Linked DNA regions of Mus musculus: all the other regions are linked to region 1. Evidence: chromatin loops called from intact Hi-C (ENCODE). Cell type or tissue: left cerebral cortex. All regions are shown on one strand.

Region 1 (5,000 bases):
AAGATGCTTAAGATGTTTGGTGCTTATCTGATGCCCTCTTCTGGCCTTTGTGGGTACTGTACTCTCTCTCTCTCTCTCTCTCTCTCTCTCTCTCTCTCTCTCTCTCTCTCTCCACATCGAAACACAGGCAAAACACCCATACCACATAAAATAAAAATAAATAAACCTGTAAAAGAAGACACGGCCACTTCCTATCTAGATGTGACCAATCGAGAACAATAGCTTCTCTTTGCAAAGCGAGGCTGACAACGTGGAGGGAAGACATGCCTCAGACAGCAGTTTCCTTCAGGGCTCTGAGGTCCCTGCAGCTCCATAGGGTAGAAATGATCTGGGATTGGACTTTTGTGTGCTAGGCGTTACTTGTGGTGTATCTTGATTAACTATCTCTTTGCAAGAGTTGGGGACTGTTGAGTGTTGGTTTAATTGAATGGAATGTTACATGTGCTCGTGGACTGCCTTGTGCTAGAGAATTCCAGGGGAACTTGGCTTATTGAGAAGGGAAACGCTTCTGGGTTTAGAACAGCTGCTCACATACAGACACACAGTGGTGCTCAGTGGGTGTTTATGGACCAGCTCTTGTGCCTCAACCACCCTTCCAGGCTATACAGCACAAATACTACAACTAACCAGCCAATCAGTCAATCGTTATCCATCCATCTGTCCATCCATCCATCCATCATTATAAACAGCCAACCAACCTATCTTCTCCAACAAACTAGTCAAGTGTATAATCTATCTAGATAACCAACTATGTATTAGTTTCTCCCTCTCTCAACCATCCATCCATCCATCCAACTAGCTGATCAGATAACCAGCCACGATCACAGAACACTATTCCAGGCATTCCTACACATCATTTGGCCAATCAACAACCCATTTATCTGTATCCATCTATCCCATCAGCCTCCTGGTCACAATCACACAGGTCCACAGACCCACACTCTTACTCCCCCAGCACACACACACACACACACACACACACACATCCTAGGGGATCCTTTTACACAGGGTTGTTGTACACACAGACATATAATTAAGTTCAGGACAACAAACACAACCAGAGGCGGTTGGAGAAAAGCCCTCTGCTGTGTGCACACAGGAGGGCAGTAGGCACACGTGGGCTATTTATAGGTTTCAGAGGCACCGAGTGAAATCCATTTGCTTCTAGGAATGAGTCAGACGAACAGCTGACTTGATTCTCCAGGATGGAGCATATGGCTTCCAGTTCAGGATCTTTTCTGAACACGTTAACAACACTCAGACTTAGAGGGGAGGCACTGTCTTTAAAACATTCATTCATTTTCCTTTTGCTGTGTGTGTATATGTGTGTTTGACAGGGTCTTGCTCATGTAGCCTAGGCTAGCCGCAGATCTGCGATCTGCGATCACACTGGCACGGTCTCCTGCACTAAGACGTAACATAGTATCACAGGCACTAAGATGAAACAGTGTCATTCTTAAGTGATAGGGACATTCAGCTGTGGTGCCACACACTGCCATCCCAGAGTAAGGGAGGCAGAAATGGGAGCATTGCCAGGGGTTGAAGGCTGGCTTGGGAGACATGGTGAGGCTGTGCATATGTGCACGCGCACCTGTGTCTCTACACAGCAGTGTGCCCAGTGCTCCACCTGTGAAGGACGGCATACCTTAGTGTGGGCATGCACTTTTTCTCTCTCCTACCTATCAGACAGTGGGCATTTTGGATGTTTCTATAAAACAAAATGGCTCTTATGTATAATGCCATTCCACACACAGTGCATATACTTGAGAAGGCCCAGGGCTGCAGTCCCTTTCTGCAGCCTGGAATGGAACCTCTGGGTCCAGTGATAACTTTATGTCTAACTTACATAGTGGCTTGCGCTATCTCAGTCCAACAGGTTAAAGTTTTCAAAAGCACATCTTAGGAAAAAAAAAAAGCCGATAGTGTGTGTGAACGATGTTTGGCTCGCCTCAGGCACCGGCACCTGGCAGCTGCAAGGTAACCCTAGCCAGCAGGGGGCGCTCTTCTCTCACCTTGAATCCTGGGAACCCAGGGATACCGTGCAGGCCTGGGTCTCCTTGGTCGCCTTTCTTTCCGAGCTCCCCATTGACACCGGGAAAACCTTTGGGTCCTGGCAGTCCCGGAAGACCCCCGATGACCTGGCCACATTGGCAGTCTCCAGCTTCACCTGTCGTGATTAGGACAGGGTTGCATGCGTTAAGCTGGGCTTGGACTAGCAGGGGTAGAGGACAGGTGGAGGGGCTGGTGGGAGAAGACACTGAGTGCTGTGATTAAAGGCGTGCGCTGCCACGCCTGGCTTTAGAGTGCCTTTTATGCTGCATATACGTGCTGAGGTCACGGGTAGTCCTCATCCAGACATAAGGTGTTTCATAGGACTTGTACACAGCCCGAAGTTAACTTTACCCACAAGTTTTGGTGTGGCCACTTTGGCTGCGGCCCAGCGAGTGATGCCAGCTGTGGGATTCCCCACTTGCTGTGCCATATTGGCATATTGGTTCTCAGAGAGTTTCAGATTCTGTAGCATTTCAGATTTCAGATCAGACTGCCCATCCTTTACCCTCAGAGAAGTGAATGAAGGGTGGGGGCGGGGTCAACTTGCAAGAGGAGGTGACATGGGGGCTAGGTTGGGGTCACCATCCTGACCTTCCCACCCTGCAGTCCTCACCTTTCCATCCTTTCTGCCCTCGTGTTCCTGGGAAACCTGAAGGTCCCGGGTAGCCCACTCTCCCTTCTGATCCTTTCAGGCCAAACAGGAAGCCTACGGAAAAACACACAGGACAAAAGCATTTGTGAGAGTCGGCCAGATCAGTCAGGTCCAGTGCAGCCTCTCAGCCAAGTCTACCCCAGCTCCTTGCATCTCCAGACCCACACCAGCACCTCCAAGACAGAAGCTTGGACAGCCATGTGGCCATGGTCCCTCAGGATGGAACAGAGACCAGAGCCTGCAAATTTAGCTTTTCTACCAATGTATCGAGACCAATGTCTTTGCTTTTGAGGAACGTTCAGTCCAAACGAAGAATTTGACTTTTCAGCCATGTTGCTGATGGCCGCGCATCTCTGCTCAGCCTCAGAGAATGTCCCCCAAGGTGTGTGTGTGGGGGGGTGGGGGGGTTGGTGTGGGATTAAGATAAACTCAGCTCTCCCTCTGTCCCCTTTCTGGAGTGCATGCCCATCTCTTCTCAGACCTCCCCATTTCTCCTTTCTCCTGCACACATGAACACACATGTAAACCTGCAAACATGGGGGTCCTGGAAACTAACTGGAATTCTCCTAATTGGTACTGGGCATGGTTGACCTCACTAAATGACCTTGGCCCCAATATTCCTCTTCTAGGTTCACTTTTTTTTTCACTAAAGGTCAGAGTTATTAGTCACTACAGTGCCCCAATAATTGCACATATGTATATCAATTGACCAGATGAGACTCCACTAAGACCTCACAATTCTTAGAGGCCTTTGGGAAGACTGCCATCTGGTGGTGGATCCAAGGCTGCGTATCCAGGCGAGATTGGCTGTGCTGCAGGGTAGCTGAGTACCTCTGGACTCCTTTGCTTCTCATTGTCTTACTCTGTAGCCCAGGCTGGCCCCAAACTTATGGTGACTCTCTGGTCTCAGCCTCCCAGGTGTCAGGATGACAGGTATGAGCCACCAAGCCTTATTGCTGCTAAATCTAGTAGTGGTCATAGCTCCATCGAATACCCCAGGACAAGGTAGGTGCTTGTGGCTACACAGGAAAGGATAAGGAGGCAGTGACTTCAAAGGCATGGGATGGTTTGGGAGCGCCTAGGGAAGCAGAGATTTGTAGAAGAGACCAGCGGGCATTGTTCTGTGTAATCTGATCTGGCCTCACATCTAACACAGTCTCTCACTCACTCATTCATCCACCACAAGCCAGCTCCTGAGCCACGCCAGGCAGCAGGCCAGGAGCTGTGTTGGCACTGGGAAGCTGGCCTGCCTCGAGCTGACAGCTGAGATGCAGGGACACAGCTAACACGCTCAGCAAACAAATGTGAAGTTTCAGATTCTAGCTAGCACCGTGAGAGGGAAGCTGGGAGCAGCTGATTTAGAATGGGTGGTGTCCAGGGGGGTCTTCTGAGGAAGTGGCATGGACTGTGGCTGACAGAGGGAGCTGGCCAGGCGGGGAGCTGAAGGGCTCTCCAGAAATGGAACGGAGGGACCAAATGGCCCCTTAACAGTATGGAGCCATGACCAGGGAGTGTGTAAAGGGTACACGGAGGAGTGTTGTCATGGAGGAGGGGAGAAGACCCTCTTGGGCTTTTATTCCTAAGGGCAACGGGAGTCCTGAAGTGTTTTAAGGAGAGAGACTGCACCACACACTGTGAGTCCAGTGTGGAGAGTGAGGTGCCCAGAGACTCCTGGCTCAAGTACAGACGCTATGGAGGAATAGTGGTACCAGGGAATGTGTGGGTCAAAGAGGAGAGTGACAGCGTGGAGATCTGCAGCTCCGCTCTGGGCATTCTTGAGACCCAGTGCTGCTGATTCTAGTGAGAAGTTTCATGGCTGTAGCTCAGAGTACAGAGGAGGAATGGTGATGTTTTCACAGGGCTGCGTTCCCACTGGAGAGGAGAGGAGAGAAGAGGGGAAGAGAGGAGAGGAGAAAGGAGGGGAGGAGAGGAGAGGAAAGGAGAGGGGAGGGAAGGGAAGGGGAGGGGAGGGGAGGAGAGGAGAGGAGAGGGGAAGAGAGGAGAGGAGAGAGACAGAGAGACAGAGACAGGCAGAGAGAGACAAAGAGAGAGAGGTGGGGGAGGGAGGGAGAGAGAGAAGCAGTTAGAGAGGGAGAAGGAGAGGGAGAAGGAGAGGGAGAGGGAGAGGGAGAGGGAGAGGGGGCCACTGAGAAGTCCTACAAAGTATCCAGAGATAGGAATAGTGGACAGGTACTATGGAGCCGAGGAAAGCCTTTCCGCACAGGCACTGCCTATGTGCCCGTGGAACCCCTCCAGGAGATGCTTAGGTTTGGGTTGGGCTCTAGCCTAAACTGTC
Region 2 (5,000 bases), 170 kb after region 1:
GAGGGTACTTCTCAAACTTCCCATTAGTGGAGAGAATAGGTCTTTAAACTGTTGATTCAGAGATAATGAAGACAATAAGAAAACTTATCTTTATGGGCAAACGATTTTTTTTTCTTTCTGAGCTCAAAAAAGAGCCAACCCCTGTGAAATCTTATTATCCATTATCTATGTTCTGAACTCTCAGCCCCTCCCCAAACTCCCCATCAAGCCAGAGCATAGAATTTTGATCTTTTCTTGGAACTTGGAAAAAGAGGCAGGGCAGTCACATTGCCAGCACGGTGTGACATCATGGCTGATCTTTGCAGCCCTCGAGACCATCATCACGTGTTGCCCAGGTCAGGAGCACGTCCTGCATACCTCTCAACTCTACCTCATCCTTCAAGGACAGCCTTCATTTAAAAAAAAAAAAAAAGGATCCTAGTGGAATTAGTAACAAAAGACACCAACAGGTCAAGTCACAGAGAAGGGATACTTAAGTGACCCCTGGACTGAGGGCTAAAGGGACACTAACCTGAGTGTCCGAACGGTGGCAGGCCAGTACCTTGCAGCACCACTTCACTGTCTACACCGTGGGTGCTTCCTTGCTGTGTGGCTTGGTGTCCCCAGAGTGACTTCCTGTGTGGGGTGAACTTGCTGTAGCACCTGATGCTATTACCTGCCCACACAGAAGGCCCAGCAGGGAGCCGTGTGCCGCTAGGTGAAGAGCTTGGGATGGCGGCTACAAATCAGGACAAGCAAAGCAAGTAGAATACAACTGCTACTTATTTGGTGGTGCTTAACCCTGGTTTATTGTTAACCCTGGGTCTTGTTTAGTTCTGTGCATATAAGTCCCCTAACTTCTGTTGGCCCCAGTTACCTGATTCAGCCCTGACTTGCTGTTATGCCTCAGGGCCACAGCTAGGAAAGTTCCCAACCTGTCATTGAGCACCTTGTAGGTCTATTGCTTTCCTGTTTTAAAAGAATATTCGTTTATTTGGTCAATTATTAATTCATTTTTTTGCCAACACTTCATATCCTAGGTTGGCCCGCAGCTCATTGTGTAACTCTGGCTGGCCTTGTACTTGTAGCATTTCTCTTGCCTTGGGTGCTGGCTGTGAACCTCTGTGCCTGGCTTGTATGTTTAAGTCTGTAGGGGAGGAGCAGGTAGAGGTCATACTAATAGCTCTAAGCTTCAGAAGTGCTCATGTTGATAAGCTGTTAGCATTGTGGTTCATGTCACCACCTCTCTGGAAGCTACTGAAGATTGGTTGGATCCCCACCACCACCACCACCACCACCACCACCACCACCACCACCACCACCACCACACACTTTACAGTTGGCAAGTGCCAGGAGAGTGGATGAGATTACCTTAAGGCATAGGTTTTCTATAGCCCAGGGAAGGGAGCCAAAGGCAAACCTTTGAGTCTGATTTGCTGGCAGTGTGGTGAGCCCCCACAGTGGACTCAACAGCTCACTCTTGTCCTCTTTGTGCCTGTTTGCAGGATTTAATTTCTTTCTGGGCCATATGCAATTCAAACTGGAACATGCCCACGATGCAAGTGAAAGGGACCAGCAGGCAGAAGGGGAGGAAAGAGTAGGGACTGGGAGAAGTGGCTGTCTTCATTCAGCAAAACCAATATTCACTAATATAACCAGAAGAATTCGCAGTTCATATTGTTTCTACAGTCAAAGGTCTTGGTCACCTCATAGCCCCAATATTTAGGCTATCCATTTCATACTTAATTTCATAAATTTTCCATTCCAATTAAAGCTTTTTTTTCTAGACAATTCTATCTCTTAGACCTCTGTTAAGCTTATTTCTCTCTGTTGTGCCTACTTGAATGGGCACACACACATACAGCGTGCATATACACAGAGGTGAGCTGGGATCCCATGTAGCCCAGGCTGACCTTGGACTCCTCATCCCCCTGCCTCTGCCTTTTGAGTACAGGGATTTCAGGGCTTGCCATCACACCTGTTTGATACACTCTTGCTACAGTAACAGCCCAGAGGATCTGCCCAGCACATGTAGACCAAGCTCTCCCCCTGGTGGCCAGACTAAGAGCTGCAGAGGACCAGCTGCCCATGAGAGACCACAGGTTCCTGAAATCTCCTGGGTCTACAATTCTTCTCCAGGGAGCAGACATCTGGCTGGGGTCCTCTTGTGTGTCCAAGGAGTGGATAGCACTTTCCTGAAGCTACCTAGGTCAGAGGGCCAAGAGGGAATGGGAAGAAAGAAGCCAAGGCTGAGGCAGAGACACTCCGCAGATGTGAGATGTCCTGGCCAGTTAGGAAAGTGCCCAAGACTCCCGGTGAGTCTAGAGACAGGAGGCCAGCATAGGTCTTACTTTCTAATATAAAACCATGCATGCTCCAGAGAGTGACTTAGAACAGAAACTCTGAAAGATACCACAGAGAACTGCCCTCCAACTAGTGTGAGATGTCTGCATCTCCTCCGCGGAGGAGGACTTGGAAATCGTTTTCTTTTCCTGCCAGTGACTTGCCAGCGCTCCATTCTGCTGCTGCTTCCCCTCCATCAGTGAAGTCACATTTGCTGTTGGATAGGCTTCATGGGAAAGTCTCGAGTCGTCTGTGAGAAGAGGTTATTTACCGCACTTGGTTATTCTTGTGTTGAGCGAGTGTTAGCTCTTCAGAAAGTGTTTTGCATTTTTTTTCAAACGATGAGGAGGAAAATTGGGTTTTTATAGCCTAAAAAAATTTCTGCAATTTTTTTGTAGCTGTTCCGTCATCATGACTATTTACTATGTCTCCTCTCTACCTTTTGCTGCTCTGAGCCCCAGAGTTAACGTTGTAGCAATGTGTGAGGTGTGAGCTGGCAGTGGTAGGACTGACACTTAACAGCAGTTCAGTGGAAACTTCTCCCCTGCTACATTCAATTCATGGTGGAAAACAGAACTGAAGAGCTACCCTGACTCAAGAGGCCCTTCCCTTGTCTCACTGTGTGGGTCCTGTCCCCTCTCCCTGCATCAGTACAGTGTCAAGCAGAAGGCATGCAGGGAGCTCCCAGAGGGGCCCCGACACAGGAGCTTTTCCGTGACCTGGTGACACAGATTGCAGCCTGCCCACAACTTTCCCAGCACTATCACATTCCGGATATGGTCCTGCGGATGCCTCTCTGGCTAGGCTCAAGGGATTGAACTTGTGGAATTTTGGCTAAGTGCCATGGTTCCCCCATTGACTATGGTCCCTATAGATCATGGTCCCCCGAATTGACCATGACCCAGCATCCCAAATCGCTTCCCACTAAGCACATGCCCTGGTTGCTATGGGCCAAATCTCATGGCTTTTATGTCTCAGTTATGTTCAGTCTTGCTTGGGAAGTGACATCTCAGGGAACTAGATGACAGCAGGACACAGCTGGCTCAGGATCACGTCCAGAACAGAGATTTTTCTGTTGCTATTTAGCTTGGGACAGAGGCATCAGCCAGGTGCTAATGGGGCCTCAAGGGCTTGTGCCAGGGACCTGGGTTGTATTCTGCCTGGGATTTTCCGTTCCTTGGGTGGGGTGTGTTGTGCTGTTGTTTATCTCAGAATCCTGTCTCTAGTGTTGATGTGTGCCAAACACTAGCTGAATAACTTCTTCAAAGAAGGTGTAGAGGGTGCATCCCAAGCTTTAATTTGTGTTGGCCATCGGATTCCCTCTATTTTCTGTGAAAACACACGGAGATCCTCTTACCCAGGTTTTGTTTCAGGTGTGAGCAAACATTTTTGCATGTGCTGTGGTTCCCTTGAAGATCCATGATCCTATTGTTTAAAATGTAAACAAAACAAAACAAAACAAAACCGTGAAAGCCTCACTGAGACAAGGGTTCCATGCTGACCCTCAAAACAGCCACAACTTATCCATTTAAAATATTTTGCTAAACTTTAGCATAATATAATACATGCTAAAATTTAAAAAGATATACTTTCAGTTCTATTTTGTACAGAAGTATGCTTTGCCTGCATGCATGTATGTACACTAAATGTGTGCCCAGCATCCACAGAAGCCAGAACAGAGCATCTAATCTCCTCAAACCCAAGTTACAGCTGGTTGTGAGCTGCCATGAACCAAACCTGTGTCTCTGCAAGAGCAGCCAGTGCTCTTCACCACTGAACCATATCTACAGCTCCCTAGATCAACACTGTAGACACAGAATTTTAATTCATCATTCAGAATAAACTCACTACATAGCCCAGGCTACCCTAAAACTAGCATCCATCCTCCTGCTTCAGCTTCCTAAGTGCTAGGATTAGAGTCACCACCCCTGGCCATCGTGATTGCTTTTGATAATAGGAGTTTTTGATGATAACTTATTTTAGGCACATTTTATGTTCCCTTTAGTTTTTGTACTTGGTAATTGTTCCTTGAATTTAGAAATTCCCTACTATTTCAACCTCGCATGTTCTAGTTGCTTCCTATTTGACTTTCTTGCTGAGACTTGAGGGAGCTGAATCTTAAGCTCTTTTTGCAGTGTTGGAAGAGGCTGGGACATGATTGGGTATTACAAAGGGACCCTTTCTTTCCACATTTTACGGGATCTTTATGTGCTTGCTGTAGATAATACGGTAAGCAAACATTTTAAGTTCCTCCAGCATGAAACTCTATTTCAAGCCTAATTTGGAATGGCTAGTGTCAGCCCCGAGATGACTCTGAGGCCTGCCTCCCTTCATCTTCATAAACAATGGCATTTTGTTCCTCTCTTCAAGTTCCAAGTTTTACTGGGGAAAATAGCCGTAATGGTGTTCCTTGTTGTATAATCTTTTTTTAAAATTTTTTTTATAGATACAGATTGAATTTTAGAAGTCCATTTATAGTTAAAATTACTTTAGGGGCTAGAGAAGATGAGTTTTTAAAAATTATTATTATTAATATTGGCACATACTTATTAGGCAAAGTGGGATAATTGACATCTGCATTTGGTGTGACAGTCAGGTCAGATCAGGATGGCCAACATCTCTGTCTCTTCAGGCATCTACTGTCTCAGTGCTGAAAACCTACAGACTCCTCTCTCTAT
Region 3 (5,000 bases), 65 kb before region 1:
TAAAATTAGAATGAGCAGGTCATGGAAGCAGGTGCCTGTAACCTAACACTTAGGAGACCCTATCTCAAAACTACAAGATAAAATAAAAGTTTAAAACTAAACAGGAAACATGAGGGTTTATTTATTTATTTTTTAATTAGGTATTTTCTTCATTACATTTCAAGTCCCCCATACCCTCCCCCACCCACTCCCCTACCCACCCACTCCCACTTCTTGGTCCTGGCATTCCTCTGTACTGAGGCATATATAAAGTTTGCACGACCAATGGGCCTCTCTTTCCACTGATGGCCAACTTGGCCATCTTCTGATACATATGCACCTAGAGACACGAGCTCTGGGGGGTAATGGTTAGTACATATTGTTGTTCCACCCATAGGGTTGCAGATCCCCCCCAGCTCTTTGGGTACTTTCTCTAGCTCCTCCACTGGGAGCCCTGTGATCCATCCAATAGCTGACTGTGAACATTCACTTCTGTGTTTGCTAGGCCCCAGCATAGTCTCACAAGAGACAGCTATATCAGGGTCCTTTCAGCAAAATCTTGCTAGTGTATGCAATGGCGTCAGCATTTGGAGGCTGATTATGGAATGGATCCTCGGATATGGCAGTCTCTAGATGGTCCATCCTTTCGTTTCAGCTCCAAACTTTGTCTCTGTAACTCCTTCCATGCGTGTTTTGTTCCCAATTCTAAGAAGGGGCAAAGTGTCCACACTTTGGTCTTCGCTCTTCTTGAGTTTCATGTGTTTCACAAATTGTATCTTATATCTTGACTATTCTAAGTATCTGGGCTAATATCCACTTATCAGTGAATACATATCATGTGAGTTCTTTTGTGATTGGGTTAAGGTTTTATTTTTGATAAATGCCTTCTTACCAGGTGTGGTGGGTTGAATTCCCTCACAGTCTTGGGTATCTGACACTCGGCCAACAACTGGTAGCTCTGTGTGATGAGTCATAGGTGGGGTAGTGGTTTGAAAGAGAATGACCGCTAAAGGTTCATGTTTGAATACTTGGTTCCCAGTTTAGTATTGTTGGGAAGAGTTAGGGGTGTGGCCTTGTTTGAGGGGGTGTTTCAGAGACTCAGACCTCCCCATTAGCTCTCTCTGCTTCCTGCCCACGCTTCAGGATGCATGGTCTCAACTACTGCTCTGGCGCCAAGCCTGCTGCTGTGCTCCTGCCTTGCTGCTGTGCTCCCCATCCTGCCTGCTGCTGTGCTCCCCATCCTGCCTGCTGCTATGCTCCCCATCCTGCCTGCTGCTGTGCTCCCCATAACCCTAACCCTCTGCAACGCTCAGAGCCCTAAGTGAGAAAACATATTTGCTAAGTCCTGACCCAACCCTGGGCTAAAACTAAGGTCAGCCTGACCCTCCGGTATGCACAGGGCGTTTCAGGAACCATAACTCACCTGTCATTGTTCCATATTTCTACCCCCAAGGATCCAATCAAATAGAAACACCATGGTGGCACAGGAGTGCCCTATTCTTAGTGAGAGTTCATGTTCTGTCATGCTTGCTAACAGCCATTGTAGCTATGTCAAGGGGAATGTTATCATGATAAACCCCTGGGTCACTTGGCTTGGGCCACCTCTTCAGACTTGTAGTCACAGGAGTGTGTACCCCTGGCCAGCCTGTGTGACTCAACAAAAATTATAAAGACTTCAAACTCACAAGAAGCTCATCCTGGCTGTTTCCTGGGTGAGAACAGCCCGGCTACAACAAGCTCCAGGGTAAATGTTTTCTGTTAGAAGTTGTCTTGGTCATCATGTTTTGTCATGACAAAAGCCACTAGTACACCAGGAAAAGAAGAAGTCCCTTTTAATGTGTGTTTTTAAAGACTTAAAGAAAGAAAGAAAAAAACCCTACAGGACTGGGATATCACTCGGGGTAAACGCTGAGTCGTGGGTAGCAGGCTAGTCACCAGGGACCAGGGCAATGTCCATGAATTGAGCCTGGGCTGCCCTCTGCTCAGGTGGCCCTGCACACAGTTCCAAAAAACATCTCCAGGAGGGGCTGTTCAGTTGGAGGGGGGCTTGCAAGAAGGGAGGGCAGAAGCTCACGTCATCTCCACACTCATATCCCGTGGCAGGACTCTTGCTGTGAGAGAAGACATCCCCCCAAAACCCCCATCAGCCCTTTCTGTCTGGGGCTGCAGAAGGCTCTGGCTACCACCAGTAGGGGGCGCAAGAGGCATACATGGAAGTCACTATTTTTGATTAGACTCATTTGGGCTAGTGTGTTGGTGACTTTCACACATCGCTGCACATTAATAACATCTGTGTCTGGGGCTGTGGGATCTTTACAAATACTACTATCTGTGGAAAGACTTGAAGAGTCGTTTCATCAGAGGTACACAAAGAGCAAACCTGTAAAAAGGTGCTTAGCATCTTGAATCACTGGGACAATGTAAATCAAAACCAGAGGAGGAAACCCTGACTTGACAGCAGGGTGAGTGGAATAAAAAAAGACCAAATGTAGACAGGATAAGTCAGAACTGCCACGATGGCCAACAGTGGGACACTTGTGGCCAGAGCCAGGGAGCACAACCGATAGGAAGTGGATCAAGACCTGGGGTCCACATTGGCTCATAGCAGGACAAGCATGGCCAGAGCCAGGATACCAAAGAGCCTGAGTGTCCGACAGGACGTGGTCAAGACGTGGGGTCCACACTGAAATGATAAAAAGCCACACCAGTGCCACTTCTGTTGGAGGAGCCAGATTATGAGCTAAACTATGAGCATGTTTATAAAAATTTGGGAAATTAAATTAGTCTGTAATGGCAGAGGCTCATGGTTGGTGGAGACTAGGGAGGATGGAGAAAGCCAATATAAGATGTGACCCAGGAGTTTAAGAAGCCCCATGGGACAATTGATGTCCTCATTCAAGCGGTGGTGCCATGGCTGGACATGTGTCAGATGTATCTAATTACACACTTTAAAAGTGTATACTGTTCCTCTTAACTACACTTCAGTAATCAAAAATAAAAATTAGGGTTGTGAGATAGATGGCTCAGTGGGTAAAGGTATCTGTCATCATGTTTGATGACCTGAGTTTAGTCCCCAGGAAGAGAGCGATGACTATTGGAAGTTGTCCTCTAACTTCCACATGCTTGCTGTGGCACTCACTCACACACACACACACACACACACACACACACACCAGCTGTAATGAATACACTGGCCATTCAGTTGTTAAACTCGGGACTTGGTGTAGTGATTGGTGATTTCTGAGAATTAAACTCTTGGTTATATGTAGCTCCTAAATTATTCGAGGCTCATGCTAATACTCACATCAGCAGTTCAAAGTATGGTTTGTTCCTGGGCATTACCACTTGGTTCTTTTAGGGGTCTAAATAGCAGTAGAGTTGATAACTGGTTCACTTGAGGCTGGAAATAGTCAGCCACACACACTGGGACACCCTCCCAGAATGTCATGTATGTGCTAGAACCTTGATAGAGGCTTCCTGGCTCTGTTCTCTAATGCACAAAATAGGGGTGTCATGGTTTGGATATGCTTGGCCCAGGGAGTGGCACTATTTGGAGGTGTAGCCTTGCTGGAATAGGTGTGTCACTGTGGGCAAGGGCTTTAAGACCCCCCATCCTAGCTGCCTGGAAGTCAGTATTCTGCTAGCAGCCTCCAGATGAAAATATAGAACTCTCAGCTCCTCTTGCGCCATGACTGCCTGGATGCTGCCATGTTCCTGCCTTGACGATAATGGACTAAACCTCTGAACCTGTAAGCCAGCCCCAATTAAATGGTGTCCTTACAAGTCTTGCCTTGGTAATGGTGATTGCTCACAGCAGTAAAACCCTAACTAAGACAAGGGGGTTAGACTGGGGTATAGGCCCATGGCAGAGCACTCCTTTAGCATGCATGAGGACCTACAGCCTGGCAAGTGCCATCTGCATTTCAGACACAGATACTTCAGGGCTACACCACAGAGAATTCCCAACATCAAGGAGGAAGCCTCAACCAGAGTTTTGGGAGCCCAGGGTTCCAGTGGACAGAGAAGTGCCCTAGGTTCTTCCTGGTCCTATGAGAGACTGTCTTTGTTCCCTAGGCTGCCCAGGTCACAGTTTAAAACTGGGAGATAAAACCATGTTTGATGGCTCAGTGGTTAAGAGCACTGACTGCCCTTCCGAAGGTCCTGAGTTCAAATCCCAGCAACCACATGGTGGCTCATAACCACCCATAATGAGATCTGGCCCTCTTCAAGTGTGTCAGAAGACAGCTACAGTGTACTTATTGATAATAATAAATAAATCTTTAAAAAAAAACCACGTTCGTTTCTCTTGTATAACCTAAAAGTGTCTGTGTCTCTAAGCCCTGAGAATGAACACTAAATCACAAGATGAGATGCAAGAATCTGGTCCATTTTCCCTCAGAAATGCTGACCGTGGCTTAATGCTGACCGTGGCTTGTCCCCCAGGCAGAGAAGTGCAGTGAGACTGGATGGAGAGGTTCCCAGGTGACTGCTAAGACAAAACTGTAGCCTGTGAGCCTTGTGAGGAAGCAATGGAACTTTTGGGTGGTGGGACCTGTAGGTCGCTGGGGTGTGTTTGAAGGCAGCTGTGGCTCCCTCCTGCTACGCCTCTCAGCTGCTGTCCTCCATGGTGTTTCTGTCTCGCCATGGGCTTATAAGCAAGAGTCTTGCGATCACGGACTGAAACCACAATCCAACATGGCTCCGTCCTTCCTTTAGTTGGCTCTGTCTGGATTTTGTCAGTGATGAGATGTTAGGGGACACACGAGGCCTCTCGTTACGGTTGTCCAGACCCATGAATGTAAAACATGACAGTGAGCCGTCCCAAAAGCCGGACTTTAGTTAGCAATACTGTATTAGGGACTCATAATGAGAATGGGTGTGCAATGCTAAAGCTGGACACTGCCAGCTTCTCATCAGTGCAACAGAATGCCTGGGGAAACGAAGGAGGAAGCTAAGCCTCAGAGGTGTGGTTGGTCCAGGGGTCTCTCGGCCTTTGGGTGTGGTCTGTGCAGTGTGGAACA
Region 4 (5,000 bases), 77 kb before region 1:
CCCCAAAATGAGCACAGCAAGAAGGGTTTGCTTCTATCATCTTCAGCCTCTGAGCTTGGACCCCCTCACTTTTCACTAAGGAGCCCAGAAACGTGTCGCATCCTTCCTTCTTGGATACCCTAAAACTGAGCATGCTTAGAAAAGTACAGCTTAAACTAGGATGTGCCAGCCCCTAAAACACATTAGATCTAGGAACAGGAAAACCCCCTCCCCCAAGTGGAATCTCCCCACTTGTATGCAGGGAGGGGACTGCTCTGGGAATAACTGCAGCTGCGTCCTTCGGACCTGTCTCCAATCTTTATCTCCTGGCTGTACTTTCTGACTCAGTGCTAACCAAGATGTGAATTCAATGTGTTCCACTACACCATGTTACCAAAATGCTGCTAGCTGAGGGCCAAATAACTTGTTCTTTAACCAATGATTCACCTGACTAACCAAAAGAGCAAAAATCTCTCACATGGTCTCTAAAATCATTTGGGAGGAATTAAAAGAAAAAACAAAAAACCTGTCATGAAGTTATGCCAAATAAAGTCCAAACCACCAACCAGCACTGCCGCCCTCACCTGACTCCACCCCAGTTCTTTGAAACAGGTGCATCTACCACAGACCACTCCTACACTTCAAGAACACTTCAGTTGTGGAAGGATGGAATGTTCTAAGACAAGGGGTATTTTAGGGAGTTTAATATTTAATATTTACTTATTTTAACTTGTCCGTGGCCTAACATTCTTGTAACAGGCAAACTTCCCAATTAATATCACTAAGTTAACACACCCCTAGTTATGGTTAGTATTTATGTTAACTTGACACAACCAAGAGCCACCTGGGAAGAGGGAGTCTCAGCTGAGGACAACACAGATCAGTTAGCCTGTGGTATGTCCGTGGGGGGCTGTCTTGGATTTTGATTGATGTGGGACCTGACAGGAAGCAGTGCCACTCCTGAGCAGGTGGCATTGGGTGACAGAAGAAACAGAGCTACACCATGGTCTCTGCTTCAGTTCCTGCCTGACTTCCCTTAAAGATGGCTGCGACCTGGAAATACAAGTTGAAATAAACCTTTTCCCCACAGGTTGCTTTTGGTCAGGGTGATTAACATAGCAACAGACAGCAAACCAAAAGTCTGCACCCCACAGGGAGAGAATGCTAAGATAACACCTGAGACTAACAAGCATTTTCCTGCTTTGCTGTCACTCAACAGTATGTTGCTCTCTGTCCTTGACGATGAATCTGTTCCACAATAGGATGCCGTTGGGATACCCTGACGAGTCAGGCACTTTGTACCAAGACAGAGAGCTCGGTTAGTAAAAGGCTGGAGGAGAATCGACTAGATTTTCCGACACTTTACACTGGATCACGTTTTAGTTGGCTTACTGCCACTCCTGGTGGATTTATCCCCTGAAGTATTAAGAGAGAACTTAAAATGTAAATACTATTGACTTTGTCGCCAAGACTATCCAGAGTCTGGAAAAGCAGGTCGAGCCTGTCTGCATTTTGTTGGCGTAAAGAAACCATGGCTGAGGAAGACAACCATGGCTTCTGTGCCCCAAGGGCTTTAAGTTAATGTGAAGTCTAAGCCGGAGCATGCGACAGCAGTCCTTATATTAAGTGAGATTCACTCTAAGCACCGTTTTCTTTTCTTTTTAGATTTATTTATTTTTATTTATACAAGTACACTGTAGCTGTCTGTCCTCAGACACACACCAGAAGAGTGCATCGGACCCCATTACTGATGGTTGTGGGCCACCCTGTGGTTGCTGAAAATTGAACTCAGGACCTCAGTGCTCTTAACCGCTGAGCCATCTCTCCAGCCCAGCACAGCCAGTTGAAAGGTCTAAAGCCCAGAACTCTACCAGGTCTTTGCCAGACATTTAGCAAGTCAATCTAGTAATGAAACCTCAGTGCGCACAAAGAAAGGCAATTACCAAGAGAAAAACAGTCTCTAAATAAAGGGTTATTCAAAAGCCTTTCTATAGGTGTGGCAAGTCGAGCCAGTGTGTGGACGCGATCCAGCTCAGGAAACGGCCCGCATCTCCTGCATAGGCCCCCAATAACTCGGGGGAGCGGGGGGAGCCTAGTCCTCACGCAGGCCGGTCCCACCGGCTTCCCGGCGCTGAACGCGCAAGCGCCAGGCAGAAGCGACCCCGGCCGGTACCTGCGTACAGCGGCGACCACTGGAGCGCGATCGCGGCGGAAAGCAGCGCCACCACGGCCGCCGCAGCCCCACAGGCGTGAACGGCCATCCGCGGGACGCCCGGATCGATCTTACCTCCCCCGCAGGCGCGGATTGCCACACAGCGGACTCCCATGGCGGTCCAGCGCACTTCCGGGTTCCCAGGTGTCCCCGCGCGGACGCCGGGCCACCGCCATTGGTCTTCTGGGCTCCGCCCGGCGGCCCCAGCTTCCTGCACCGCCGGAAGCGTACTCCGGGTTCATCCCACCCCCAGGGTCAGCGTCCATCAATTACCCTCCGCTTACTCCGCTTGACCAGCGAGGCACCCAATCCGGCCTGGCCCCAGGTTAAGCGTTGTGGTAGCCGGCTCACTGAAGAACCTTGGCGGTTTAGGGACCTATTTCTTTTTTATTCTATAGCGTTTTGTTCGTGAACTTGATGGTTCACGATTCCCTTGGAGGTCAGCTTCCTTGGCAGCCTGTCCATAGCTGTGCTGCCCAACTAGATGATGTCTTTGGCCCTGGTGCGTCCCACAGCTAGGTCTAAGGCTTAGCATCTCTCAAACCATTTTCTGGCCTCGGTTCCTCGAGGTCTTTGTTGTCTCAATAGTAAGATAGGCAACCTCATGGTTACAACAGCTTACGCCCCCAAACCGGAAAGCATCCTGACTTAGTTCTTTCATACCCATGCCTCTTGTGCCTTTGATACTGCTTTTGACCTGTCTTTGATACTTCCACTTGTACCCTGTATGAAGCCTGGCTGAGGACAGTAGCCGCCTGGGTTGTTTTCTACAAAGTGACACAAACCGATGGCCTAAGTGTATAAACTGGCGTCTTGACCTCTCTGTGGTATGGCTAACCAAAGGGTTTTTATTGTAGATTGAGACAGAGACAGAGACAGAGACCAGACAGAGGCATCTGTGAGAGTTCAGAGCAGAGAGAGAAAGAACTAGACTGGACATGGCCAGGGCTATCAGAGAGGGGAGAACAGCAGGAGATGAAGGATATATAGAGAGAAGCAGAGAGAACACACAGCAAGAACAGTAAGGAGAATAAACGGGTGGGGTGGGCATGGGAGGCGGTGAGGTGAGAAGGTTAGCATGGACTTTGAAACGTGTAGCAGATAACTTGTGATACTGAGGGAGCCTGGAGGGCAGCATGAGCTTTGAAATGCTCAGAAACACCACAGGTAGCTATTTATGTATCTGTCCTTTCTGCCCAGAAGCCTAGGGGAAGCAGCTTTACAAATTCCTGAGGAATGCTAGCTTTTATCTAACACCCAGGAATTCTGCAGTCCAGGTTGAACTTATCTGGATGTTTGAACTGCCCTTTTGGAGTTTGGAGAACTGGAATTTCCTTTAGACCTAACGTTAAAGAATATTCGACCCTTTGACGTTGTGACACTATTGTTACACCGTGTTACTATTGCAGTAATTTTATAGGGTTGTTGTGACACTATTGATAAAATGTGTTACTGTTACAGTAATTTTATAGGGTGTTTCTGCCTGTTCTAGCCCTTAGAGATGCTCCTGAATAAAAGACACAGAAAACTGGTTTTTTATCAATAGGCTCTCAGTGCTCTGTGGGGCAGATTCTGAGCTTGTCTAACCTACATCTCAGCCTTAGGTCCCATGTTACTTGCCAGCTGAGTCTTGCTCTGTTTGCTCTCCTCCATATGTGTCCTTGTTGCGATAAATCTCCAATCCACAAAAGCCTGGGCAATGAAAACACAACTCAATTAGTATGAATACATGCTATGTGCCTAGACTGGGCAGATCTACCACTACACTACCATCTTCCCCATAGAAGAGACCCCTTAGAATTTGCAGTTTCTCCAGACCAGGCGCTTCTGCTCCACTTTCCTTCTTCTTCTTCTTCCTCCTCCTCCATCGTCTCCGCCCCCTCTTTCTCTCCCAAAACCTTCAGCTCCACCTTCCCCTCTTTCTCCGCCCAATCACTGGCTCTAGCCTTCATTTATAAATTAAGGTGGGTAGAAGGTTTATAGGAAATCACCTGAGTGCTGACTCATTGTATGTTTGCAGCCCCTCACAGGAGAACAGAAAGTTCTGAGACTAGACAAGGCTGAGACAAGTTCTATAGACAATTCAAAAAGCCTCAAAGGGAGCCAAAAATGAATATTTTGGCAAACTATAGAGTATCAAAGGCCAAAACTAATAATGCTAGTAAACAATATTGAGATTGAAGGAATGGTTGACACTGGAGCAGATGTCACCAGTATCTCTCCAAAATCTTGGCCTGTAAGTTGTCCACTTCAAGAAATAGACATCTGAGCCGGGTGTGGTGGCGCATGCCTTTAATCCCAGCACTCAGGAGGCAGAGGCAGGTGGATTTCTGAGTTCGAAGCCAGCCTGGTCTACAAAGTGAGTTCCAGGACAGCCAGGGCTATAGAGAAACCCTGTCTCGAAAAACCAAAAAAAAAAAAAAAAAAAAAAAAAAAAAGAAATAGACATCCAATTTCAAAGACTTGGGACCTTAACCCAAAAAAGCAAAGTACCAGATGGCTTAAGTGTATAGGACCAGAAGGTCAGGTAGGAAAATTGAGGCCATGTGTGGCTGATACAGCCATTAGCTTATGGCAAAGAGATCTATTACAGCAGTGGAAAATGGGAAACGTGTTATGCTTGAGGAGAGGTTATGCCTATGTCTCCACAGGAAAAGAAAATCTGTGGGTTCCTTCCAAGTTGATAAAAATCAGACATGACAAAGGGAAACCTCCTGAAGACCTTGGCGACAGAGAAGAAAAGGGAAACTAACACAATCAACAAAATAGGTGAAGTATATGTGGTGAAGTTTACGTCTCTGTATATGGA
Region 5 (5,000 bases), 280 kb before region 1:
CAATTGCAAAGAGCTTCCTGGTTAGGGCTTTGGGCCACTTCTCCTTTGCCAACAACACACATTTGAGGAAGACATGTGTGTAAATACACAGAAATCCCACCTGGGGGGTGTAGGAGAGCAGGGTAGACCCGTGATGAGTTTGGGAGAGTTAGTGGGAGTAAAAATGATCAAAACACAGAACATGACATTCACAAAGAATAAAGTCTTTCTTAAAGGTAAATATAACTTTCAGAAAAATAATTGGGGCTGGAGAGATGGCTCAGTGGTTAAGAGCTTTGTTTTTGCTCTAACAGAGGACCTGGGTTCGATTCCCAGCACCTATGTGATAGGTCACAAAGGTATACAGTTCCAGTTCCAGGGGATCTGATGCCCTCCTCTGGACTTCAAGGACACCAGCCGTGCACAGCCACACACAGCCATGCAGGCAGGCAAAACCCCATATGCATATACATTGTTTTGAATTAAAAGAATACATTCTGCCACACCACAAAGAGGGCCCGGGTTGTCTGTGATGTCATTATCAGAGGACACAGCCTGGAGCTGCCACGAATGTGGTGGGAGACTCATTCCTGGAAATCACACAGGGTGCTGCCAGGGAGAAAGCCAACCTTCTCCCCAGGTAAGACTCCCGCCGGGGCCCCTGGAACAAAGAACACAGACATGCGTGGATGCGCCTCCACTTACTGTGGGTCCCATTTACTGTTAAGTGTTAGGTGGTGTGGAGGCCATCTTAAGAACCAGAGCCCCCATGCTGTGGGCTGCTGTGGGCATGTGTGACCAGTTAAAACCAGGGCTGAGCTAAGGATCCTGGGAGACACGGCATTCCTTCCTCTGCCTTTAGGAAAGGCAGCTCTCCCATGAGAGCCTTGTCACCTGCTGCAGGGACAGTCAGAGTCCTTCCTGCACCTGCCTTGCTCAAATCCCTGCAGTGTGGGTGCCCAACACGTCAGATCCCATGTTCTGGAAACGGTATGTCCAGATCTGCCAGGTGCCATGCCACATGGGTCCGGGGAGCTTCTGACACACACACAGGACCTAGACAGGTGGGGACATCTCGATCTGGTCTGTGGCTTTGTCACACCCACTTGGCTCCAGTCCCTGCATGGCGCTTCCTGCTCTCTTCCTCCTTCACTCCAAGTGGACTTTAACACAAGGACCAAGCCATTTGTGATGGTTGCACTTGCCGAGCTACAGCTAAAATCACCTAAGAGGACAAACCTTTGGGCTTGCCTAGGACAGTTTCTAGACTGGGTGGATGCAGGAAGACCCTAAATGTGGATGGTACCACACCATTGGCTCGAGGGGCTTTGACTGAATCAAACCTCAGAGAGTGAGTTTAGCACTCCCACTCTTTGCTCTCTGCCTCTGAACCCGCACACAACAGAACCAGCTGCCTCGAAGGACTAGATCTTAAGAGCTGTGAGCTAGAATAAACCATCCTTCTCTAAATTGCTTCTTGTCAAGTATCTTGTCACAGCAACAAGGCAAGGAACATAAGACACTGTTCCTCTTGTCTCACCCAGGCTGTGGTTAATCAGCCTTCTCCAAACAAGGCGTGGCTTCATCTTCACCCTCCTCATCTTCCTTGGGAACAACCGCATGAAGGATAGACAGACGTGATCCTGCCTTTGCCTCTGAAACATAACTTGGGGAAACTAGAGGTATGTGTGTGTGTGTGTGTGTGTGTGTATGCGCGAGTGCGCGAGTGCGCGTGTGCTGCCTGCTCCTCTGCCCTCAAGGAACAGCTCTGTGGAAAGGCCGCTTTAGGACAGGACAGAGGCAGACTGACCTTGGCCAATGTGTAACCAATGAGATACCAAGTGTTCAGGGCTGGATGAAGCCCAGACTAGAATGCTAGGCATCTCTAAAAGTGAGGCTTGTCTCTGCCTCAGGGCCACAGTTCCTTAACGGTAGTACCAGAAATATAATCTCGGCAGGTTGGGGGATGATAATGAACTGTGTATACACATGGCTCCCCCAGTTCTACTGTTCATTGATGTAGAAATCCTCTTTCTCGCTAATATTTAACTCCCTCCAAACCCCAGAGTTTTCTCGACTTGAGTGAATTTCCTATCTCTGGAACTAGGGGTGTAGAATGGAAGGTCTGACAGCAGAGGGCGCCAGCAGCACACCGGCTCTCCGGGTCTGTCTGTGCTTCGGAGACAGCAGGAGTCCTATGCCTAGTGAAAGACACCCAAGTCGGACTTCTCTGTCCATCTCTGCACACTCCCACCTCCAAGTGTCCCTTCACCCTCTTCACACCCAAGCAGCCCCAATCCACGGGGCCACACACACAAGAAGCACACCAGGACGCACACGCGCATCCTACTGTAAGCCTGTCCTTCTCCCCATCCTGGGGCATGTGGAGAAAAGCAGCCCAGCTTCTCTCCAGGCTCCGCTGCTTCCGTGGTAGGTTTTAGTGGGCTCTAGCAGGCAGCTGTCCCCTCTGCAATGCTCTCGGTATCTCAGTGCCACAAGAGGATGCGGGGAATACAGGCTCTAGCCCGGGCAGAGCTGACACAGCTGAGCGTATAGTAAGGCAACTGCAGGAGAGCCTGGTTAGATTTGATTCCATGTGTCCTGCAGAGTTCTTCAAGTTGCCAGGTGAATCAGGGCTGCAGCCAGACCTGCCGTCTGAGGTATGTGTGTGGTTCTGGCCCCAATTCCTGGGCATTTTTTGCCCACACTGTAACAGACTCCCAGACCTTAGCACAGCTGATCATGTTAGAGGGGTCATTTTGTCCTTCAAACCCATAGGCTCCCAGCATCTGCCAAAGCAGGAACAAAAACCTAACCCATTCACCTGGTCCGTGCTTCCAGGAAAGGCCTTAAACGCACTAACCTTGCTTTTTGGCTTCTGTAATTCTGCTTCTTGCTAATGAAGTTTGACAATGAGTATGTGGTTTTGTGCATAAAAGACAAAGAGCCTTTAACTCTGAAGACACAGGATGGAGAAGCCGCAGGAGGGGTGCTGGGCCTGGACTGAGCCTGCGCTCCTTTCAGACTCCTTTTGAGCTGACATCAGCAGAATTACAAATTCTGAACAAAAGTTGTTCGGTTTTTGTTTTTCCTGTTACTCAGGGTTTCTTTAGAAGCAAGTTATAGAAAATCCTGACCAAGAAGGATTTAAAAAATATATTTTAAATCTCAGCATATGGGAGGCAAAGGCAGGTGGATCTCTGAGTTTGAGGCTGGTCTGGTCTATATAGTGAATTCCAGAACAGCCAGTTACAGCTACACAGTGAGACCCTTTTAAACACACACACACACACACACACATACACACACACACACACATTCATCTCATGAAAACTTGCAGCCTTCAAAATGTTGGTCTCTAATGTTGTGCGAGTCTCTAACCCACAGTCCATGGGCTTTATGCATCCAGGAACAGTCATCACTGTCATCCAACCAAAAAAATTATAAATTTAGTTAAAACAACATGAGATTTTTGTTGCAGTTTCCTTTTTGATAACTCAATTGTTCAGTTTGGGGCATGAACTTTGTAGACAACAATATTGTTGTGTCTCAGTGTCAAAAGATTGGATACCCATGTAAATCAAAATATTGAGGGGGCAAGTAGGGGTTCATTGTAAGACTGCAGCCAAACCAGAGAAGCTCTAACCGAGAATAAAACATGCTATTGAGCCCAGCACTGCAGGAGACACGGGCCTATGGGCAGGCACCCATCCTATGTGCTGATTTCCTTTCCATGGCTTTTTAAATCCTTCCAAACTGTTCTCCCAAAAGCTCACAGTGGTGTCCACATTCCCTGGTGGGGATATGTAACTGTCAAGATCAGTGCCACGTGAAGGAGAGAGGAGAGACCATGTGTTAATAGTGTTGAGGCGATGACCTGAGAGTGCCCCCTCTTCCCCCCCCCCACCCCCCGCCCCCGTGGCTTACCCGATCCGGCTTTCCGGTTCCTGGTGTTCTCGCCTTGCTCTCCTGCTGGCTGGCGGGTTTTCCTTACGGCTCTATGAACTCCTATGCCTATCAGAATGTTGTCATTGTCCCGAGACTCTGACCCCAAATATAATTTCATGCAACTCGATTTTCCCTTCAGTTAAGGTATCTTGTCCCTCAGCATCCACCTTTACATTTATCCTTGCAATGGCTTGATGTATTTCTCTTTTATAGATTTAGAGGAGGAGGAGGCGGCAGGGTCTCACTGTGTGACATAGCTGGCCTGGAACTATCTAGACCAGGCTGGCCTCAACTCACTGAGACCTTCCTGCTTCTGCCTCTAGGTGCTGGGATTAAAGACAAGCATACTGCCACACCTGGGTTTTTTAGATTTTTTGAGATCTCATGTAGCCCAGACTGACTTCAAAGTTCTTACGCAGCTGAAGACAACTCCTGATCCTTCTGCCCCCAACTCCCAAGTGCTTTGACGTCAGACACAGGCCCTGTGACCAATTTATGCAACGATTGAGAATAGAACTCAGGGCTAGGTATGGACTCTACCAACTGAGCTACATCCCAGGGCCCCCAATAGTTATTACAATCTTTTCATATTTCCCAAACTGATTTTCCATTAGGCTAATTCTTTAAAATGTTGAGTTATACAAGAGAGTGGGGGATGAATATTAGGAAAACGCGTGATCTGTGTGACAATGGCAAGTGTCCTATCACTGAGAAGGTAGGTAACACGATGAGTTCCATTTGCTTTTATGCTATTCCTGTCTAGCTATTCCCATCTAGCTGTGTTTGTCAGGTGCAGCAAAGCTCTGTGGTCCCTGCTGTCCGCAGAGAAGAAAGTAGCCCAGCAGAAACCCAGGAGCTGCTCTCTCCTCTGCAGGAATGGGGGCATGGAGCAGAGCTCACACGGGGACCCTTTTCCATCAGATGGAACCAGCCAGCATCTGCATGCTCCAGTCCCACGCAGGGCCTCTGGCACCGGCCGAGGTCCTCTGTTGTTTTAAGTTTCTAGACCTATTCCTGGACACCGCACGGTCACAGTGCTGATCGGTTCTGGTGTCCTCCCCAGGCACCTGTTG
Region 6 (5,000 bases), 200 kb before region 1:
TTCTGTCATAATGGCACCTTGAGTGGAGGTCATGAGAGCATACTGCCCACTCACGTTAGCCTGGGAACAAACCGAAAGAGATGCCTGGAAGACTCAGAATCTTTGGGAGTGAAGAAAGCTAGAACCAGAGGTGAGATCTGTGGGTGGTGCGAAAAGGAAAGGGGCCTACCCTTTTTCATGGCTAAAGCAACTTTGAGAGGCATCTTGTACCAAGTAAGTACCTGGAGAGTCCTGTGTGGGGACTTTGAAGTACTGCCCTGTGTCACACTGTAATATGTCCCGCTTGTCAGAAAGGGAAATGCAGAAATAATCCTTCCCGTGTCTGCCCTAGCAGAATGCCATCTGACACGACTGGCTTTCCAAAGAACCAAAGTTTCCACTTCAGAGGTCATGGTATATAATTCCAGAATTCCAAGCCAGAATAGAACATGCCTAATTTTGATCTGTTTATATATACCCAACTTTTCTATATGCTTATAAAGTTTGTTTTAGTCAAGTGAAAACAGTAGCTTCAATTTTTGTCTACATATTTTGTGTCTGTGTATGTTTAGGTATGTTATGTGCATGTAAATGCATGTACTTTAAGAGGGAAAGATGTCAGGTTCCCCTAGAGTGGGTGAGGTAGTGCTCGCTTCCCTTCCAAACCCAAGCAGAATAAACGTGGGTCACTGAGACATCCATAGGCTGCTTTCTCAGATGTAGCTTAGATTGCTTCTTCAGCAATGACAGACTACAAGTACAAACACCAGTGACAGGAGAGTGGGGTGGTACACATGTCAAATCCAAACATGGTGTCGTTAGGATTGGGAGAGATCAATTTTGCGGTTTGAAAAGTAGATGATAGCTATGGTGACTGTGTGCAGCATGCTGAACAGCTGTTCATAGGCAGGAGGAAGAGAGAGCCTGTATGAAGATGTCAGCCAAGATCTGTTTTCCTAGCAACTCAGAAAATGAGATGCTAAGCTGTAGACTATGGAAGAATTTCACTCCTGCTCAGCCTGCTGGATCAGTGCCTTCCTATGGTGATAGGCTCCTCTGCCCTGTGCTGGTATAGTTCCATCCATGTCTTACTGCACCCCCCAGACCTGTTTGAGATCAACAATCATTGATGGTTTTAATACTGGAGGAAGAGTTACCTTCCTATGTTTTGTTTTTCTTGGCTGATGTGAGCTTCATTCCATGATAAGGAAACTGCCCTAGGTTTGGGGCATGGAGAATGAAAATCTTGTCCCTGTTCTCCTGGGGCTTTGTGGCTGCAGGCAGAGAAAATGCCCTTCACATTTGTTGGCTGTTTTTATTTTGGGGACAGAGTTTCACTATGTGATCCAGCTGCCCTCAGACTCATGATCCTTCTGTCTCGACCTTCTGAGTGCTGAGAATATAGATAACACCCCACATCTGCATTTCTAGTCAGTAGCTAAAGAGGTATTTAATCTAATTTTCAGAGATGTGAACTTGCACAAAAACAAGAACCTATAATTGTCACTTTGTACAAGGCCTGTTGAGATGCTGAGTATGGGTCTAGCCTCTAGCAGGTGTGTTTCAAGAGTGCTTGGGGTTTGATTAGAGACAATAGGCTGGGCATGAGCATTGAACCGTGGCCTCGCTGTCCTCGCTGTCCTCGGGTCCTGGGGAAACATCACCCTGGGGAGCATCTGTTACCCCTTCAGCTGGATAATCAATAATTGGGAAAGACTCTTGTGCCTCTGAAATGAGGACGGCCTAAAGCTGTGAAATTCTCCCGTTATGAAAACTTTGAATGCTGAGTTGCTTTATTTGTAGTCTCTGACCCAGAAATAATTGTAGGTACTTATTAAAGGAATGTTAACAAGTATGAGCTTATGAGTGTGTAAATGTGCTGTTTGTGAACACGCAGAAGGGAGGCACCCCAGGCTCAAAACAAGTGCCCAAGGTGTCTGTAGCCAACAGTAAATAAAAGATTCTTCTGGGCATTGGTGGCACACACCTTTAATCCCAGCACTTGGGAGGCAGAGGCAGGTAGATCTTTTTGAGTTCAAGGCCACCCAAATTGAGTTGAGCTCCAACCCTGTCTCAAAAAAAAAGATCTTTTGAAGTAGTTAGCATAGAAAATAATAGGCTCCAATGTGGCATTTTCATACGTGTAATATGTTTGTGTGTAATGGCCCTTGCTGTTTTCCCCTTCCCTCTAGACTTTTCCCCCAAGTGTGTGTGTGTAAATCTAAATTTTACATGTAAGAAGCAGTATTTTGTTTTTCAGGGTCTAGCTTATTTTATTTAGACACGGAATCTAAAACCTCGTGATAATGTAGTTCATAAAATTTCCTGCACATGACATTTTAGTCTCTTTTCTTTTGATTGATACATACAGGCTACTCTGTAGCCATGGCTAACCTGGAACTTGCTGTGGCTTGCCTCAAACTCAGACCTGCCTGCTTCTGTTTCTTGGTTGCATGAACCACACCTGGACAGTGATTTCACTCTTCCTGAGTGAAAAGCAGACTGAAGTATGTGCCAGTGAAGCAATGGGTAGTAGCAATTTTTGGAACTTTTTTTTTTTTTTTTAAACCATTCTTACTAGAATTAAGAGTCCATTTGTTAGAGAGGGGCTGGTCCTCACTGAGGGTTGTCAGGTTTGGCACAGATGAGGGGAGAGTGATGATGATGGTGGTGGTGGTGATATCTTTGCACTTCCACTCTTGGGCACAGGGTGGCAGTCTAAGGAAGGGGAGAGAATGTGGCCCAGCTCCTTTCTCCCGGGTCCTCTGGCCTGTGCCTGTGTGTTTGCCTTCAGGTTCCTGTATTTCTTCAGGGAGCTCAATCTGGACATTGCTGGGAGTGGGAGCCTGTGGATAAACTGTACTTGAACATAACCCTTTGCATAAATTTTTTAGTGAAATTAGTAGATGAATTTTAAATGTCATGATTGCTTTGAATGCTTCATATTAAGAATTGTCTTCAGTAAATTTCATTAAACTCACTTGTGGAGGGGGTGGTGCAGGAAAACTTAGAATTATCTGCAGGTTATACAACTCTCTGTGTTCCCCAAAAGAACCATCTGAGAATTAAGACTCTTGGCATCAAGAAAATGAGCAAAAATCTGGAATGTGTGACTTTGAGCTGAAATTGCATATTTTTTATTGTAGAAAGTAATTTCACAATAATATAAAGGTTTACTAGTGATCTTTGCTTCTTTAAATTACTTGAGAGTTGTAAAGCTTGTAGTGTAGATAAAAGCGATGCAAAGCACTGTCTTTGCTTTCTTTATGGACACGGAATCTAAAACCTCGTTTTCTGTGCAGTTCCCAGCCTGGATCACGCCATGCCTCTAGCAAATGGAGAGGCTGAAGATGATGCCGACAGAATGCACGTGGACAGAGAGTGTGCTGCTGTATCAGGTGGGACTGGACAGTTTCCTGTTAGCTGCAACAACACCCCAGTGGTGGAGGACACCAAGCAACAGGAGAGTAGTTCTGTTGGACCTAAAGAAATAGAGATATATACTGTTTCAGCAATGCAAACCCCTTGTCGTTGCAAGAATCAGTATGCTTACTATTTCTGAGTTCTCAAACTTTGCACTTTCTTGTCCAGTGTCTTGAAGAAAAAAAAAAGGGTTCTATTATAATTTTTGGCACTTGTACAGATGCAAGAATTAAGTGTTTTTGGTAAATTCTGTTGCTATGAGGACTAGCGCAATCTCCCTGTTAGATTTGAAGCTGTTACATGATGTGCCTTGCTTGTTTCTCATGAGGTCTACAGTTACGGTTTCCTGATGTGGCCTTTGGGTGGCTCTGCACATGCTGTTGCTCATACTCTGAAGGGAGTGCAGCAGGTGAACAGCTAGCTCACGGAAATGCTGGGAACTAACTGTGAGGGTGGTGGCTGTGGCTTGTGACCTACTCAAGACAAGTTTGGGATAACTGCCCCACGCTCTTGGTTGCTTTGGTGTCTAGCATTCCCTTGAAGACTGTAAAATACTGATCATTTTCTGCAGAGTTTATGTGTTACAGTGTCCAGAAGACTACAACATAACCCTTACTTTAATGTTTCAAAGTCAAAGGAGCTGAGTTTTCTTAGACTTAGGATTTCTAAAATGCTGTATTTATTTGGCACATGCCTTTTCCCCAATCTTTGGGTGATAACAAAAATACCATGGCTAATTTTTATATAAAAGTGTTTTGTTATGGTGTTCATTTCTTCACTGGAAATAAAAGGTCACCTGTGTGTTTCCTAACCCACAGGTAATATTGTCAAGCCCAGAACTTGCTCTGTCATAGGTGGTGATAACTTTGGCCAAATCATTAATGCACTGGGTGCTCACCCATGAACAGTTTGCTCAGAGCAAATGTTCATTTAAAGCAATGGTTTCTGAAATCAGCAGAGGCTGTTTTGCCTAACAGAGGAAAAGTGGTAAAAGCCAGAGCCTCTCCTTTATGGAGACAGCATTGTTCCCTTCCTGGTCAGGCAGGAGAAAGAAGCTCTTCGCTCTTCTCATGCCAGCAGGCAGGTCGTCCTGGATGTCAGAAGGCCACGTGGGCCTTCTGGTGTTTTCCAGTACTGTCTGACTCAGGAAACGTGTTGGCACTCCCTAGAGATTCTTGCCAATTCCTAGTGTGAAATAGCACGCTGTGCACAGAAAGGCTGTGGAGACAGCTACCCTGCCCTGAGATCTGCACAGACAGAAATAAGGAGTTTCCTCCTTAAATGCATCTCTGCTCTTTTTGAAAAGCTGTGAGATGATCCTGTCATCTTTTTAATGTCCCTTGCTTGAGACCCATCACTGGGCTTGATTGATCATCTCCCCAAGCTCAGCCTGGCTGCCTGTACCCAGTGCTTTGTACTGAGTGGCTTCTGTCCGCAGCTGAGTGAGTGGGTGTAGAGTGGACTTGGGTGAGCTGGCTGTCACTGTGAGTCTCCAGCTCCTGCCCTTGACCCAGACAAGGCTAGGCTGCCAGTCCTTTGATTTTGAGATTACATAGGGGTGCCTCACAGCCATATATAATGGGATCTGATGCCCTCTT

The links. A loop is a pair of places that touch in the nucleus more often than their neighbours do. Peaks named below come from ENCODE experiments on the same cell type or tissue, not always from the same donor. Only the 100,000 strongest peaks of a DNase experiment are listed, where the experiment ranks them.
Region 2: it touches region 1 in a loop (7-fold over the local background); 13 of 42 quality-filtered maps call a loop at or near these places.
Region 3: a loop joins it to region 1, with 7 times the contacts of the local background. A loop is called at or near these places in 22 of 42 quality-filtered maps.
Region 4: it touches region 1 in a loop (4-fold over the local background); 22 of 42 quality-filtered maps call a loop at or near these places.
Region 5: a loop joins it to region 1, with 3 times the contacts of the local background. A loop is called at or near these places in 13 of 42 quality-filtered maps.
Region 6: it touches region 1 in a loop (2.3-fold over the local background); 7 of 42 quality-filtered maps call a loop at or near these places.

What each region holds. Positions count from the first base shown.
Region 1 is chr8:11,418,335-11,423,334 of GRCm38, reverse strand. It overlaps Col4a2 (collagen, type IV, alpha 2), which reads right to left. Exons shown (of 48, transcript NM_009932.4): 21 at 2,666-2,758; 22 at 2,013-2,167. Among named protein-coding and RNA genes, the nearest start is that of E230013L22Rik, 57 kb to the left of the region's middle. In left cerebral cortex, CTCF peaks have their summits at 26 (motif pointing left), 1,995 (motif pointing right) and 3,468 (motif pointing left); DNase peaks (open chromatin) are centred at 1,184, 2,029, 3,519 and 3,924; H3K27ac peaks cover 1,442 bases.
Region 2 is chr8:11,250,716-11,255,715 of GRCm38, reverse strand. All of the region lies in intron 2 of Col4a1 (collagen, type IV, alpha 1), which reads left to right. Among named protein-coding and RNA genes, the nearest start is that of Gm32709, 8.0 kb to the left of the region's middle. In left cerebral cortex, a CTCF peak has its summit at 2,027 (motif pointing left); DNase peaks (open chromatin) are centred at 2,026, 2,472 and 2,815.
Region 3 is chr8:11,483,418-11,488,417 of GRCm38, reverse strand. No RefSeq gene overlaps it. Among named protein-coding and RNA genes, the nearest start is that of Rab20, 7.3 kb to the right of the region's middle. In left cerebral cortex, a CTCF peak has its summit at 2,156 (motif pointing right); a DNase peak (open chromatin) is centred at 2,178.
Region 4 is chr8:11,494,893-11,499,892 of GRCm38, reverse strand. Naxd (NAD(P)HX dehydratase) reads right to left here and starts at 2,387. Exons shown (of 10, transcript NM_001190357.1): 1 at 2,267-2,387. The coding sequence starts at 2,306. In left cerebral cortex, a CTCF peak has its summit at 2,369; a DNase peak (open chromatin) is centred at 2,362; H3K4me3 peaks cover 1,580 bases; H3K27ac peaks cover 1,012 bases.
Region 5 is chr8:11,697,652-11,702,651 of GRCm38, reverse strand. No RefSeq gene overlaps it. Among named protein-coding and RNA genes, the nearest start is that of 1700128E19Rik, 16 kb to the left of the region's middle. In left cerebral cortex, a CTCF peak has its summit at 2,111 (motif pointing right); a DNase peak (open chromatin) is centred at 2,126.
Region 6 is chr8:11,614,192-11,619,191 of GRCm38, reverse strand. Ankrd10 (ankyrin repeat domain 10) reads left to right here. Exons shown (of 6, transcript NM_133971.3): 4 at 1-130; 5 at 3,282-3,377. Among named protein-coding and RNA genes, the nearest start is that of Mir7238, 19 kb to the left of the region's middle. In left cerebral cortex, CTCF peaks have their summits at 2,674 (motif pointing right) and 2,690 (motif pointing right); DNase peaks (open chromatin) are centred at 878, 2,726 and 4,600.